Linked DNA regions of Homo sapiens: region 1 is linked to region 2. Evidence: chromatin contacts called from ENCODE Hi-C or POLR2A ChIA-PET data. All regions are on one chromosome and are shown on one strand. Each heading gives the region's core, a stretch centred on a gene start or an enhancer-like site at or near the end of the contact. The rest is flanking DNA. Distances are from core to core; before and after follow the strand shown.

What was found. Hi-C counts contacts between places; a loop is a spot of excess contacts on that map. ChIA-PET counts read pairs that join two places held with the same protein, here RNA polymerase II (POLR2A). Pooled maps may share reads with other maps.
Region 1: a loop to region 2 is called in a map of Right ventricle myocardium superior, with 2.0 times the contacts of the local background. The contact joins two enhancer-like sites. A Hi-C loop is called at or near these places in 9 of 168 maps with a recorded cell type or tissue (Right ventricle myocardium superior, dorsolateral prefrontal cortex, esophagus muscularis mucosa and 5 more), 1 of 37 single-sample maps with no recorded cell type and 7 of 50 pooled maps. POLR2A ChIA-PET finds 5 or more read pairs at or near these places in 1 of 52 experiments (MCF 10A).

What each region holds. Positions count from the first base shown.
Region 1 is chr10:132,733,668-132,740,286 of GRCh38, forward strand. The region is part of intron 9 of INPP5A (inositol polyphosphate-5-phosphatase A); the gene reads left to right. Among named protein-coding and RNA genes, the nearest start is that of NKX6-2, 49 kb to the right of the region's middle. RefSeq lists a silencer at 588-745 and an enhancer at 1,118-1,769. Within about 2 kb of position 4,969, at least 3 of the 41 ENCODE cell types and tissues checked have a DNase peak (open chromatin) inside an H3K27ac peak, as active enhancers do.
Region 2 is chr10:132,664,081-132,670,153 of GRCh38, forward strand. The region is part of intron 4 of INPP5A (inositol polyphosphate-5-phosphatase A); the gene reads left to right. Among named protein-coding and RNA genes, the nearest start is that of NKX6-2, 120 kb to the right of the region's middle. RefSeq lists an enhancer at 1,680-2,879. Within about 2 kb of position 2,076, at least 6 of the 41 ENCODE cell types and tissues checked have a DNase peak (open chromatin) inside an H3K27ac peak, as active enhancers do.

The sequences.
Region 1 (6,619 bases), core at 3,719-6,218, 72 kb after region 2:
TGGGGACCCCTCATACCGGCACCAGATCAGGCTGTGCTGAACGCTGATGCCGGCCTCCCTCTGCGTGTGAACGGGGTGATATTGGCCTCCCTCCGTGTGTGAACAAGCTGATGCCGGCCTCTGCACCTGAACAGGCTGATTTCAGCCTCTGCGCGTGAACAAGCTTGATCTCCACTTGGCCCTGTGGCACGTCCCTGTTGCAGTTTCCTTCCACATGAAGCTTTTTGATGAAGAACTGACAGGAGTGCCTGGGAGCTCCTTAGCACACACATCCTGGGCTCTCCCGGACCTGCGAGTCTCCTGGGAGCTCCTCAGCACACAGATCCTGTGAGTCAGGCCCAGGGCCCAGGCAGCGTCTCCTCACGTCTGCCTGGCACCAGGCTCAGTGCAGCTGGTGAACCGGGGCTGCGCAGGTACCTCTGGTCGGGATTCAGGCTCGGTCCACGCCACCCGCAGTGCCATGCCCGTGCAGCCTCCAGGGATGCATCGCTGCAGGCGCACCTGAGATGCCAGCTATGCTCTCGTGTGACGCAGAAGCATCACCTCTGGGCTGGACTGTCATGGCAGGACCACACCCGGCAGTGGCCACCGTCACTGCCCACTGATCTCGGTGCTCCCTGAGGCTGTGCGCTTCTCCTTCCTCAGATGAAAAGTGGACGAGGAATCCCTGTGGTCCAGGGCCTCATTTTCCTCGTACAGCTTTCATTTTTCGCACTGTGGTCCAGCCTCCAGTGTCTTTGCAGCTGGGAAGTATCAGGAGGAATTGGAGCGTGCAGCAGCTCAGCATGGCCTGGGCAGAGTGCGGATTCGCAGCGTTTCCAGCTGCTCAGCTGAGCAGGTTCTTTTTCACACAGGCCTGTGGATGGCTGAGGTTCTGGGTGGGTGAGTGTCCCACTGTTGGCTGCCTTGTGGGCAGCCCCATTGGTCCAGCAAGTGTGTCCTGTGCGTTTGCTATGTGGGCCCAGCACCAGGATGAGGGTACCGCCTGCCCTCAAGACCATGGCCTTGGGCACCAGGAGTGCCCGGGGCAGTGGGTTTGCCTGGCGGCTGCCTCCCCCACCTCTCTTCAGTTCTCCCCCTGCCTGGGAGTGATTTCCCACCGAAGTGTCTGTGCACATCTCTCTGCCTTCCTAGAAGCATCTGCATTTTAAAGGAGAGGGAGTGTCGGAGTCAAAGGCCGGCAGGAGTGTCTTGCAGGGTCCTCGGATGGAGCTAGCTTCGGGGCTGAATGGAGTGGGTTCAGTCCTTGAGATGGGCTCTGCCCTTCCTCTTGGCAGAGCAGCTGTGTGGTGAGCCCCTCAGAGAAGGCCACACAGAGGCGGGCAGGGCCTCCCAGAGGGCTTAGAAGTGTTGTCTGCTCCCCAGCCGTGTGGAGCAGGTGCATCTCGAGCACCTGTCCTTCCTTCCCCTGAGCCTTTCTGTCAAACAGCAGCATGGGTTAGAGTGAGACCCTGTGGGCTCCATGCAGGCTAGTCCTCCCCACCCTCTGCAACCCCCCGTGTGGAGATACCACATTCAGAGGCCACGTTGGTACCTGCAGTCTGGCTCCTTGGGAGCCGGAAAAGGCCACACCCAGCCTCCACCCTGGGTTTGTGGGGAGATCTGTGCCCTCCTCTGGGGTGGTTTTCAGATTGCCCAGGATCAGAGTAAGCATACGCGGTTCTGAAGGTTTGTGGACAGTGACACAGTCGTGCATAGCCAGAGCGCATCAGGAAGCCGTGTTTATCACAGTGCAGAGCGTCTTGCCTGATGGAGTGTTCTGGGAATGCTGGAGGCTGGGGGCAGGCGGTGCCCGGTGGCACGGGCGCCCTGGGGCGGTGTTGGTACGAAGGGACACGTGAGTGTAATGGTCTTTCAGAAACCACGGCTGGCCTGGCTTTGGTTTCACTGCTGAGCTCCCACCCACAGCAGCCCATCCTTGCCCCCTCGGTCCTGGGCTGGTGGGGTCATCCTCTTGCTCTCACTGCCGACCGCGTTCCTCTGCCTGCTCACAGCGCCTCCTTGGTGCCCTCAGTGGCAGGCTTGCTGGAAAGACTCATCAGAGGTTAATTAAATCCATCTCCACAGCAATGGGAGGCCGGGCAGAGCCGGGCTGGCAGCAGCAGATTAAATACAGGGTTGTTTGCCCTGCCGAGAGTTCAGGGGCAGGGTGTCTGGGAGGACGACCAGCTTGGTGGCCCTGGAGGCTCTCAGACCCCGAGGTGGAGACCTGCTTGTGATTTTTGGTGGCAGGAGGGTTGTAGGGATTGGATCCGGGAGTCCTGCCCTGCCCCACACCAGTCTGTGAAAGAGGCTCTGTGTGCAAAGCGAAGAGACTGTCCCCCAGGAATGCGCAGCCTCCTGTGTTTCAGATGCAGATTAATGCAGACTTGCTCACAGAGCAGAACTGAAAAGATACTGGAGTCAGATCTGGCACCACGGAAGCTGTAATTACAACCCACCACATGAAACACGCCAGTCGTGTGCCATCTGAGAGGGCCGTGCGTCCTCACACGAGTCAGTGATGCAGCCTGCGGCTCCAGCTGCTGCTGGGATGTTCAGAGGGTGTGTTTCCTGCCTCGCGCGGTGGCAACTGGCAGCTGGGGCGCTCAGCTGGCCGTGGTGACAAAGAGTGACAGCAGTGCCAGGCGCACCCGTCTCCACGCGGCCCGACCGCACACCACACCTGCCGTCCATCACGTCTGACAGTGACGGTGATGGATGCGTCTTTGGAGGCTGGTGGCCATTTTTAACAACCAGTTACCAATCACTGACAGGTACATGCTCAGGTGCCAGCTGGGCCTGCAGGGGAATGGCCGTTGGGGGCGTTGACATCCAGAAGGAGCCGTCCTCGGAGAGGGGCTGACGTCGCAAGGAGACACCCCGAGAGCCGGGCTTCCCAAAACACGGCTCTCAATGGGCACCAGGGAGGATACCACCACTGCCCGCGAGGCAGGATCCCAGCACCTGCCTCAAAGGCTGTGTCTGCCGTTCAGTGGAGACCATGGCCGGCAAGAGCAGCCAAGGCCAGGCTGCCCAGCAGCATAAGCCCAGGCCCAGACCTCAGACATTCCTGGCGCCCAGGCGTCCTTCCTTCTAGTGTGCACTGCGTCCTGGGAGGAGGAGCAGCTGTCAGCCAGTAGGTAACATCGCACCTGGTCATGGCCCCCCACAGCCCCACAGACTCCTGAGACCCGCTGGCTGCTCCGGCCCCAGCCAGGCTCCAGGTGAAGTTGTGACCTCATCTGGTTACCGGCTGCCTTGTTGAGCCCCTCTGCCCCCTGATCCCTCAGCCGTGGGCACAGTGGGCGCCGTGAGGCTGTGGGCAGGAGAGGCCAGGTCCCTGTGTCCACTGGCAGCTCCCATCAGGCGTGACAGACAGGGATGACTGTGCAGCTGTCGCTAGCCCTGTGTATGGGCAGGCCTGAGCTCCTAAAAACTGAGAGCATGGCGGCTGACTCCTCAGTCTGACGATGTTCCTGCATCGGCTGCAGTCGGCGCAGCCCTCCAAAGCCCTGCACCATTCAGGATTTGGCCCATCCCACAGCCATGAGCGGACTCGATGTGGCAACATGGGCACAGTGTGTGTCCAGAGGGCAGGTGGCAGGGACGGTCCCTTCTAACTCCCACAGACCCCAGAAAGCCTGGCTCAGAGTGACACTCCTGTAGAGCCTCAGCACCGTCTCCAGAGCAGCATGGATGGAAAGATGCACACAGCCCCATCCTCCTGCTGCCGTGGGTTAATGTTAGCGCAGCCCCGTCCTCTGCTGCCGTGGGTTAATGTTAGCGCAGCCCTGTCCTCCTACTGCCGTGGACTAATGTTAGTCATCGTCAAGTTCTCATCTTACCTGGGGACCCAGTGTGTAGACAGACCTTGTGCAGACCCAGTGGGGCACTGCCCTCGCCACGTGCCCAGCGTGCTCTGGATGGTGAGGCAGGCCAGTGGCAGCCTCTCTGCCCTCCCTGCCAGCTCCTCAGCCACAGGGACGCCCTTCCCTGAGGGTGGAGGTCAGGGCGGTGAGGGCCTGCAGAGGGCACGTGAGCTAAGCCGTGCTGCTCGGTTCACTCACTTGTTATTCTAGAGTCTTGGTGTAAAATAGCAATGGCAACAACAGAAGCACTGATTTAAATCATTAAATTTATTTTTTAATTTTTCTGTTTAGAAAGAGATTTTATTTGGTCTGTTTCTATATAGGGCCTATGACATCAACTGAAAATAAAATAAAATGTTATACTTAATTATAGTGATGACATTAGGCTTCGTATTTAGGGGATTTTTTCTAGGAAGTTCACTTTGCAAATATTACCCAATATTTTCAACTGGTATATTGATGCCAAGAATCTTCTCATTTTATAGAAAAAGAAGACAAAAAACAAAAGACGCTTGGCATTTTCTCTGGTCTATGCTGGGACTCTGTTCGAGGAACTGTTTTTTGGACTCACTCCTAAATGATTCATAATCCGTAGTGTGTTCACTAATCTTTAATGCACTTTTCTATATTTTTTATGAGCTCATACTTTATTTAAAAATTCCTCTGACTGCCCTTGGTTTAAAAGAAACCCATGGGAAAGGTAGGGCACAGAGCAGGTCTCTCGTGCCAAGGCAGGGGGTTGCTGGAGACCCCGGACACTGTGTAGCCTCATTCGTCCTCCTCCTTCACACATCGCACCCGGCTCCCTTACTAGCAATCAGTGGCTCTGACAAGCATACAGGGGACCCTGGGACGAGGGCTGAGCTCTGTGTCCTGCGTCCCCCTCCCTTTGCCACATCCCCCTCCCCACGTCCAGCCGTGCCAGTGGAAGGCTGGGGATGTCCGGGAGGAGCCACCCAGAGGCACAGCAGGTGCTTCTGCCGCCGGGCAGGGCCAGTCCTGTGGAGCCACCCCTGGGCCCAGCAGAGGGTGCCCGGCATGGTGCTAGACACAGCCTGAGAAAGAGACCCGCCGCCTTCTTCCCAGAAAGTCTGTTGAGCTCTAGCTGGCGTGAGAGCAAGTGGGCGCCACTCCCATTCCATGCGCGCTGTGTCCGAGCCTGCCAGGCTGCTGGAGTCCGGGAGCAACCTTGGGAGAGGACATGAAAGAGTCTTTATAGCATGTTGTTGTTCTGGGTGGCCGTTGACAATGAACACAGAGAGGAGGGAGGCCACTCGGATGCTGACGCCAACATCTCCCCATGACAGTGCCTTTCACTGGCTGCATTTCTGCACCCCATAAGCTTGGGATGCAGGGCCTTGTGCCTGGCCCTGGGGCTCGCGGTGAGGTCTGTGCTCCAGGGCCTCACGGTGGGCACTTTTGTCAAGTGATAGGGTCCCCCTTCGGGTCTAGGGTTCACCAGGAAGACCGTTGAGAAGATGGAGCTAACCAGAAGGGCTTTCTCTTGGGAAGTCAAAGTAAGGGAGGCCGGCGAAGTGTCTGAGGGCCCGCCCCGCAGCCCTCCCAGCAAACCCTGCCCCACAGCCCTCCCAGCAAGCCAGGCTCTCAGCTCCTCAGATTCCATCTGGGATGGTCATTCTCTGTGTTCGGTGCCCACTCTGGTCCTAAAAAGCTAGGAAATTGGCACCATGGCACACTTTACAGAACGCCGTTCCTGGCTTCACTGGGGGCTGAGCATGGGCACGTGCCCCCGAGGAAGGGTCCTTGGTGCCTGCCACCCTGGCCTCCCGGCCTCACCACACATTTCCCACGCCAAGTCTGGCCGGGGTCCCTCTGCCAAGCTCAGGCCCAGCCCCTGGAGAAGCCTGTGTGAGGCCCGTGGTGGGGGCGTGCCGACAGAAGGCAGCGGGAAGGTGGTTTACTCATCCTTACCCTGCACCTGCTACACCCCCAGCCTGTCGAGCCTGGAGGGCACAGCTGTTGCCCTGTGGGCCTGTGTGCTAATAGGTCCTAGTAGCCACCAGCATACTTGGGGGTGGTGGCTATAGTGCCAGCCCCCTGATCTCAGCCACTCCCAGAGGGGGACGCAGCGCTCTCTGGCCTTTGCTGCCCTCCTTGCCCTGGGAGCCGGGTGAGTCGCACTCTCGCTTCCAAGAAGCTGCACACGTGTGTGCCATAGGAAAGGAGTCTGGAGCCTCCGGGAGTTAATTTGAGATGACGTGTGCTGTTTCCATCAAAGATCGTCAGGCTTGGGTGTAGTGCTTGTGAGGCCCTCGCCATGCCCCCTGCCAGGACCCAGGGGCCTCAGCAGAGGCGTCTTCTAGGGTCTGAGGACCTTGTCTCCACCCTGTGTGTCCGTTGGCCCGTGTATGTTTGATGAGCACTGACGTTCGGGGGTGCCGCCTGTGTCCACCCCAACGGGATGCCAGAGGACTCCAGAGGTGAGGCTTCCTTGGCACTTTCCGTGGCCTCCCCAGGACGAAGCAGGTTTTAAAGACAGGACTTGCACGTTGGGGCCGCCTGTGAAGCGATTGGCTGGTTGTCCTCCTTTCCCACTCCACGGCAATGTCTAAGATCTGCACCAGCGTCCATAATGTGAGTTACCAAGGAATGGCTAACCCCACGGGACCAGTAATGCTTCTCCAGGTGGATATCCAGAGGACTGGGGCGTTTGTCAGAACTTAGCGTTTGAATTATCTCTGCCTGTTTGCAGTGACCTAATAGTAAACCTGGAACTTTGCGTGCTGGTTTGTCAGTAGGCTCCATAG
Region 2 (6,073 bases), core at 826-3,325:
GCAGTGAACATAAAGAAATAGCCATGGTTGATTCACAGTTTAGCTTGTTGTTCTGTTCATTTGGCCTCAGGTGATGTTTCACTTCCGGAGCCCCGTGAGCTGCTCCTTGCTCTGCCTGGCTTTCTTTCCTGTGCAAATTCTTGCGGGTCCCTCAGCTGTGCTCACCCAACCACAGCCTCCCTGGAGATGGGTTTTTATGATTTTGAAGGAGACCGAAGGAAACTGAATGAACAAATATTTTCTCCAAAGCCCGTCCAGGTTTGGCTTCAGATGCTGTGAGCCGTGTGTACATTTCTAGGCTTAATCCACAGAATGAATGTGAGCTTTTATGTCACAGCCTGCCCAGGACCCTGCTGTGTGCCTGGAGGGCACCTGACCTGCTCTTGAGGCTTCACTACCTGATGTCCCAAAGGGAACATCGTGTTTTTCAGTGTGTTCCTGAGCAGATGGGTGTCTACACAGACCTCGCCTGTTGCCCTGTGCGTTTGTGTGATGAGTTGGGGTGTGGCACACCGCTGTGTGGGGGTGGCTGGGCCTCTGAGTGCGCTCTCTCACAGCCACGTCTGCTGGGGCCCACAGCTCCCCATCAGCAGCAGCCCAGAGCTGAGCACAGAAGTGTGGGTGATTTTCATGAGTGCACCTTGCCATTTGGCTTGGCACCTGTTAGAACTGCTATGTGCTCTTTGAAAACCACCCATCCTTCTGTCCCAAGGAAGGTGACAAGCACGATGTTTTCCTGGGAGAAAGTGGCTCCCATCCTGGCCACACATCCCTGTCAGGGCAGCGTTTAGTGCATCCCACCTGTGCACGTAGAGATGCATCCTGCTGTCTTAAGTATCGGAGTCCCCGATGTAGGCTTGTTGGGGTGGCTCAGGTTTTCCCGTTGCAACTGAGGCGTTGAGCAGTCAGGGGCTGCCCCTGCCTGCCCAGAACTTTCCTGAAGTCGTGGCCTGGCAGCGCCCCGCCTGTGCAGGGCAGGTCCCTCAAGGCCAAGCCCTGTTGTGCATGAGGGCACCCCCAGACTGAAGGAAACGAAGCTGGAGCTTCAGAGATCATGCCCACCTGAGGCCTTCCCTCGCCTTTGCAGACACACCTGTGTTTCCAAAGAAGGGGGACAGACGGAGCACTTCACTTCCATCCCGAGAGTGTCTCCCAGACAGCGCACCCCGCAGCGGCCACTGGCTGACCCGTGGCCTTGAGAACACAGGAAAGCCCCCTCTTAGATTCACAGAAACGCCCTTCCTAGGAGTAAACGGATCCTGTGTTTTTCCCCTCGATTCTGTGTCGCTAATTGTTAATTATGACAAAGGAAAAGTGATATTAAGATTCGGGGTATTTGTTTCATTGTGTAATTTCTTCCTTGGTTAAAAGGGAAGAATGGGCTGGGTGTAGTGCTTCACACCTGTAATCCCAGCACTCTGGGAGGCTGAGGCAGGTGAATTGCTTGAGCTTAGGAGTAATCCCAGCACTCTGGGAGGCTGAGGCAGGTGAATTGCTTGAGCTTAGGAGTAATCCCAGCACTCTGGGAGGCTGAGGCAGGTGAATTGCTTGAGCTTAGGAGTAATCCCAGCACTCTGGGAGGCTGAGGCAGGTGAATTGCTTGAGTTTAGGAGTAATCCCAGCACTCTGGGAGGCTGAGGCAGATGAATTGCTTGAGCTTAGGAGTAATCCCAGCACTCTGGGAGGCTGAGGCAGGTGAATTGCTTGAGCTTAGGAGTAATCCCAGCACTCTGGGAGGCTGAGGCAGGTGAATTGCTTGAGCTTAGGAGTTCAAGACCAGCCTGGCCAACATGGGGAAACCCCATCTCTACTGAAAATACAAAAATTAGCCAGCTGCAATGGCGTGCACCTGTAGTCGCAGCTACTTGGGAGGCTGAGGCTGGAGGATCGTGTGAGCCTGGGAGGTGGAGGTAGCAGTGAGCCAAGATCACACCACTGCACTGCAGCCTGGGCAACAGAGCAAGATCCTGTCTCAAAAAAAAAAAAAAAAGAGAAGAATGATATAACCACATTAGTCCTTTACCAGGTTTGCCTTAAAACTGAGTCACTGTGTGCCTGGCCTTTACTCAGCGCTTCCTCCCATGTCGTGACTGTTATAATGCATCATTACTTCCTCACTATGATTCATCTAGGAACTTGGGGGAGTAATTCATAGTCAGGGATATTTATGTTTAAACCGACAGAAAGGGAGAGCCATTTGAACACATTATTCCATGTTTTCACTGGTTTTAAATCTGATTTCTGCTGGCTGGGGGAAACTTGAGGAACTGTGAAGTCATCGTAGGCAGTAGGGAGGTAACGGATAAGGGCCTTTCAAGCATGCAGTGAAGAGACACCAGCTGTACAGCTCCCTCCTGTATGGAAAAGGTGGAATTTAGACAGTTAAAGTATTAAAGTATACATCACTGGGTTTGAAAACAGCCACAAAAAAACCCCTGTCGGATCACCCAAAACCGCTGGCCCCGTGGCGCACCATCCCGAGGCTGCCGACTTTGCAGTGGGGCTCTCTTTCCTTCTGGAGTGCAGCAGCATCTGGAATTGTCTGGGAAAACCCTGAAGGATGGCCCACACCGAGCCGAAACATCTTTCAAACGGAAATTGTTACACTGTGCTCTTCATCTTGAAATTAATGTTTGGTTGTCAATTTTTATTGCTGACCTAATGGATGAAGTCCAGCAATTGCAGCTGTCCCCTTAAAGCGGCCCCCAGCGTGTGCTGTGCAGACCTTCTCGGCAGGCTACCCACCCACCTCATCCGTAAGTGGACTCGGGTAGAGAAAGATATCTGTGCATTGAGAGCTCGTTGGAGATAACTTGAGTCATAATGTGTACTGAGTGTGCTGGGAATCATAGGAGGGTAAAGGTGGTTTTTAAAAAAGTTATTTTCATTAATTCCTCTCACCCCCAACCCCCTCTGCCACCTGGGACAAAAAAATGGCAGGGTCCTGCTGGATGCCGCTTTCCAAGCTGGGGCAGACCCGCCAGTGTTGAGCAAGAGGGAGGTTTCATCTGAGGCTGGCTGAGTTTTATATATCTATTTATGAGATCCAATAATGTAATGATGTGCTTGTCTAATAAATGCTGCTGTACAAGCTCAGGACAGCAGACGTTTCCAGTATGACCTGGATTGTCTAAGCCGCAGCCCCTTTTGGTTGGAGCTCGGCTGTTTAATAAATGTCGGCTGTTCTTCCAACCATCATAATTATTTAAAGGGGCTTCAAAAGAGAGAGAACAAATCAAATCAAGCCATTACTGTTGAAGCTCGTTCTGGAGTTAAGTGTGTTTTTAAAACTGTGGGCCTTGTGCAGAGGCTCCTCCCAGTTTTCATCTATTATCACAATAATTGAGTTTGTAGCTGGAATTAAATTTATCAAATTGCGTTATCCTCTTTAGAAATTGGATAGGCATGCTGGCAGGGCGAGGCAGAAGTTAATCTGCTTTGCTGAAGCCTCCAGTGGCCCTGCACAGCGGGGCTGAAGAGGCCCAGACAGCTTCCTGTCACCCCGGACACGATGTAATTTCTCCTCAATCCCTTGTGCAAATAATGACATTTGAATCGAGCATTAACAGGCTTAATTACTTTAAAATTGTCATTTTAATTTACACTGATATAGTATTGATCATACAAGCAGAGATTAAGCTGTTCAGTGGAGCAGATGATGGGGAATTAAACATTAAAGGGTCCTCAGGGGGCCGTGTGCGCTGCCCGGCGCGAGCCGGAAGAGGGATGATATTTCTCGGTAATGAACTGGCGGCATGCGGGGACATGAATCTTGGGCTCTTGGAAAAGGGGAAATAATGGGGTTTGGGAGGCATTTGCAGGTTATTCATTCGCCGCCATGCACCAATTCTCCAGTGATTCATCCGCCTCACCAACATTTATTTATCCAGCAAATTCCGGAGCTTTGACCTTTTTGCTAAGTACATTGAACATAAGTTGGAGTGGAGATCTTTCAAGTGTAACTTTTACAAGTATTTGTTATTTTTCCTTATTTCTAGGCAACATTAAACAAAGTTATTCAGTTTTTTGAGTGTACTGGAGTCTGCCGGCCTTGCAGGGTTGGTGTGGTGGTGAGGGACTAATGGGCTCCTGCAGCCCAGCCCCACACTTGACTTTTGAAAATTCCAGTGGCAGATCCCAGGCTCAGGTGTCACTGATCCTTTCTTAGGTGAAATGACACGAGAGCCTCACGTTCCTGCCATGGGCTGATGGCCTCGGCCTCCTTTCAGTTGAGGCTTTCTGTTGGTGGTTAGGGGGCAAAGTGACGCCCTGTAACTTATTGATGCTGCCATGGAAAAAATATGGAAATGAAGCAGAACATGAGTTTCTCAGAAGCACATTTGACGGACTTCTTTTGGCGAAAATCAGAGCACTTCAAATCCTGTAACCTCAAACTGTTTCACTTTTCAGAGGTTATATAATAAAAAGTTAAGTGATTGATTTTATAGTTCAGTAGGGAGTGATGAAATTCTTGATCACTATCCATAATGGCTTTATTTTAAACAGTGGGCTAGAGATTTAATTAAAGCATGATCAGGGAAATGAAAAAATGTTGATATTTCTCCTCAAATTAAACATGAATTTGCACAGGGAGCATTAGAAGGGCTTATCATTCCTCCTGATGTTTTTATTCTCTTCCGTAGGATTTAAAAGCTTGCGGCCCACTTCACCCCTCTCTGAATAGCTCAGGGGGCTTCAGCCCCTGTTGACCGTGCTCTGGGTTTGGTCCATTTCTGTGGCTTTCTTTAAAAACTGCCGAGCTCCATCGCACGACCACCACTGCTGGCGTTTATTGAGCGTGTACTGCTTGTGAGGCTTTGTTCTGGGGGATCATTTCCCCACTTTATCTTTGGGGTGCCGGAGACACAGGAAGGTTAAGAAACAGCCGGTGAGGCCGGGCATGGTGGCTCACTCCTGTAATCCCAGCATTTTGGGAGGCCGAGGTGGGTGGGTCACGAGGTCAGGAGATAGAGACCATTCTGCCAACATGGTGAAACCCCGTCTCTACTAAAAATACAAAAAATTAGCCAGGCGTGGTGGTGGGCGCCTGTAGTCCCAGCTACTCGGGAGGCTGAGGCAGGAGAATGGCGTGAACCCAGGAGGCGGAGCTTGCAGTGAGCAGACATCGTGCCACCGCACTCCAGCCTTGGAGACAGAGTGAGACTCCATCTCAAAATAAACAAACAAACAGCCGGTGAGTAGCACCAGCTTGTGTGAAGCTGGGAAGTAGCCCCGTGAGCGCCAGGTGTTGCCGGGCCAGGCCTTCCCTGTGAGGCGGGTTCCCTGGTGCCCACTGTGGCCTACTCTGAGGGGCACAATGCAGGCTCCTATTCTTAACCTCAAGGCTTTCTATGTAGCACGTCCTCACGGGACCACAGAACGAGAGGGAGCTGGGGGTGTGGTGGAGGAGTGGCAAGTGACAGGGCAGAAACAGCTGCTCGAGGAGGCCCCGTGTTCTCCTGGGGGACCGTCGGTGACATTTCAGCCTGGCTTAGCTGCGTCCTTGAAAGTGGTTCTGCTTCTCTTACGTGCTTGCAGACACCATTCATGTGTCCTTAGTCTGACAGTGACTTGGTCAAGCTTGGAGGATGTGGGGCCTGCCTGTGCGTGCCCCATGGGCAGAGAGGGCGGGCGCGGTTCGTGCTGGACTCTAGATGTGCAGCTCCAAGTGAGATGTGGGTAGATGCCATTGGGATTTTGGCGTGAGCGTGGACCTGGGTTTCTGGAAGGGCATTGTTCCCGTGTCCCTGTCCCCACTGTGGCCTTGCTGAGCCCCCAGGGAGCCAGGACCCGCTGGTGACTGCTCCCTCTCTGTCCTCAGGGTGCAGCCCTGCACAGCCCTTCTAGCCCTCTCAGGTCTTTCTTTTGTCCAAACTCTTATCTTCTCTTGGGTCCCCAGGGTCACCAACCTCTTTGCAGAAAATCCCTCTGCAGCCACTGACCCCACACCCCCAGCCCCCATGCCCTCACTGCACACGTTCTCAGCCCCCATGTCCTCAGCTTCCAATCCCTAAACCCCACGTCCTGAAACCCACACCCTCAGCCTCCACCCCCAAGACCCTACACCCTCTGA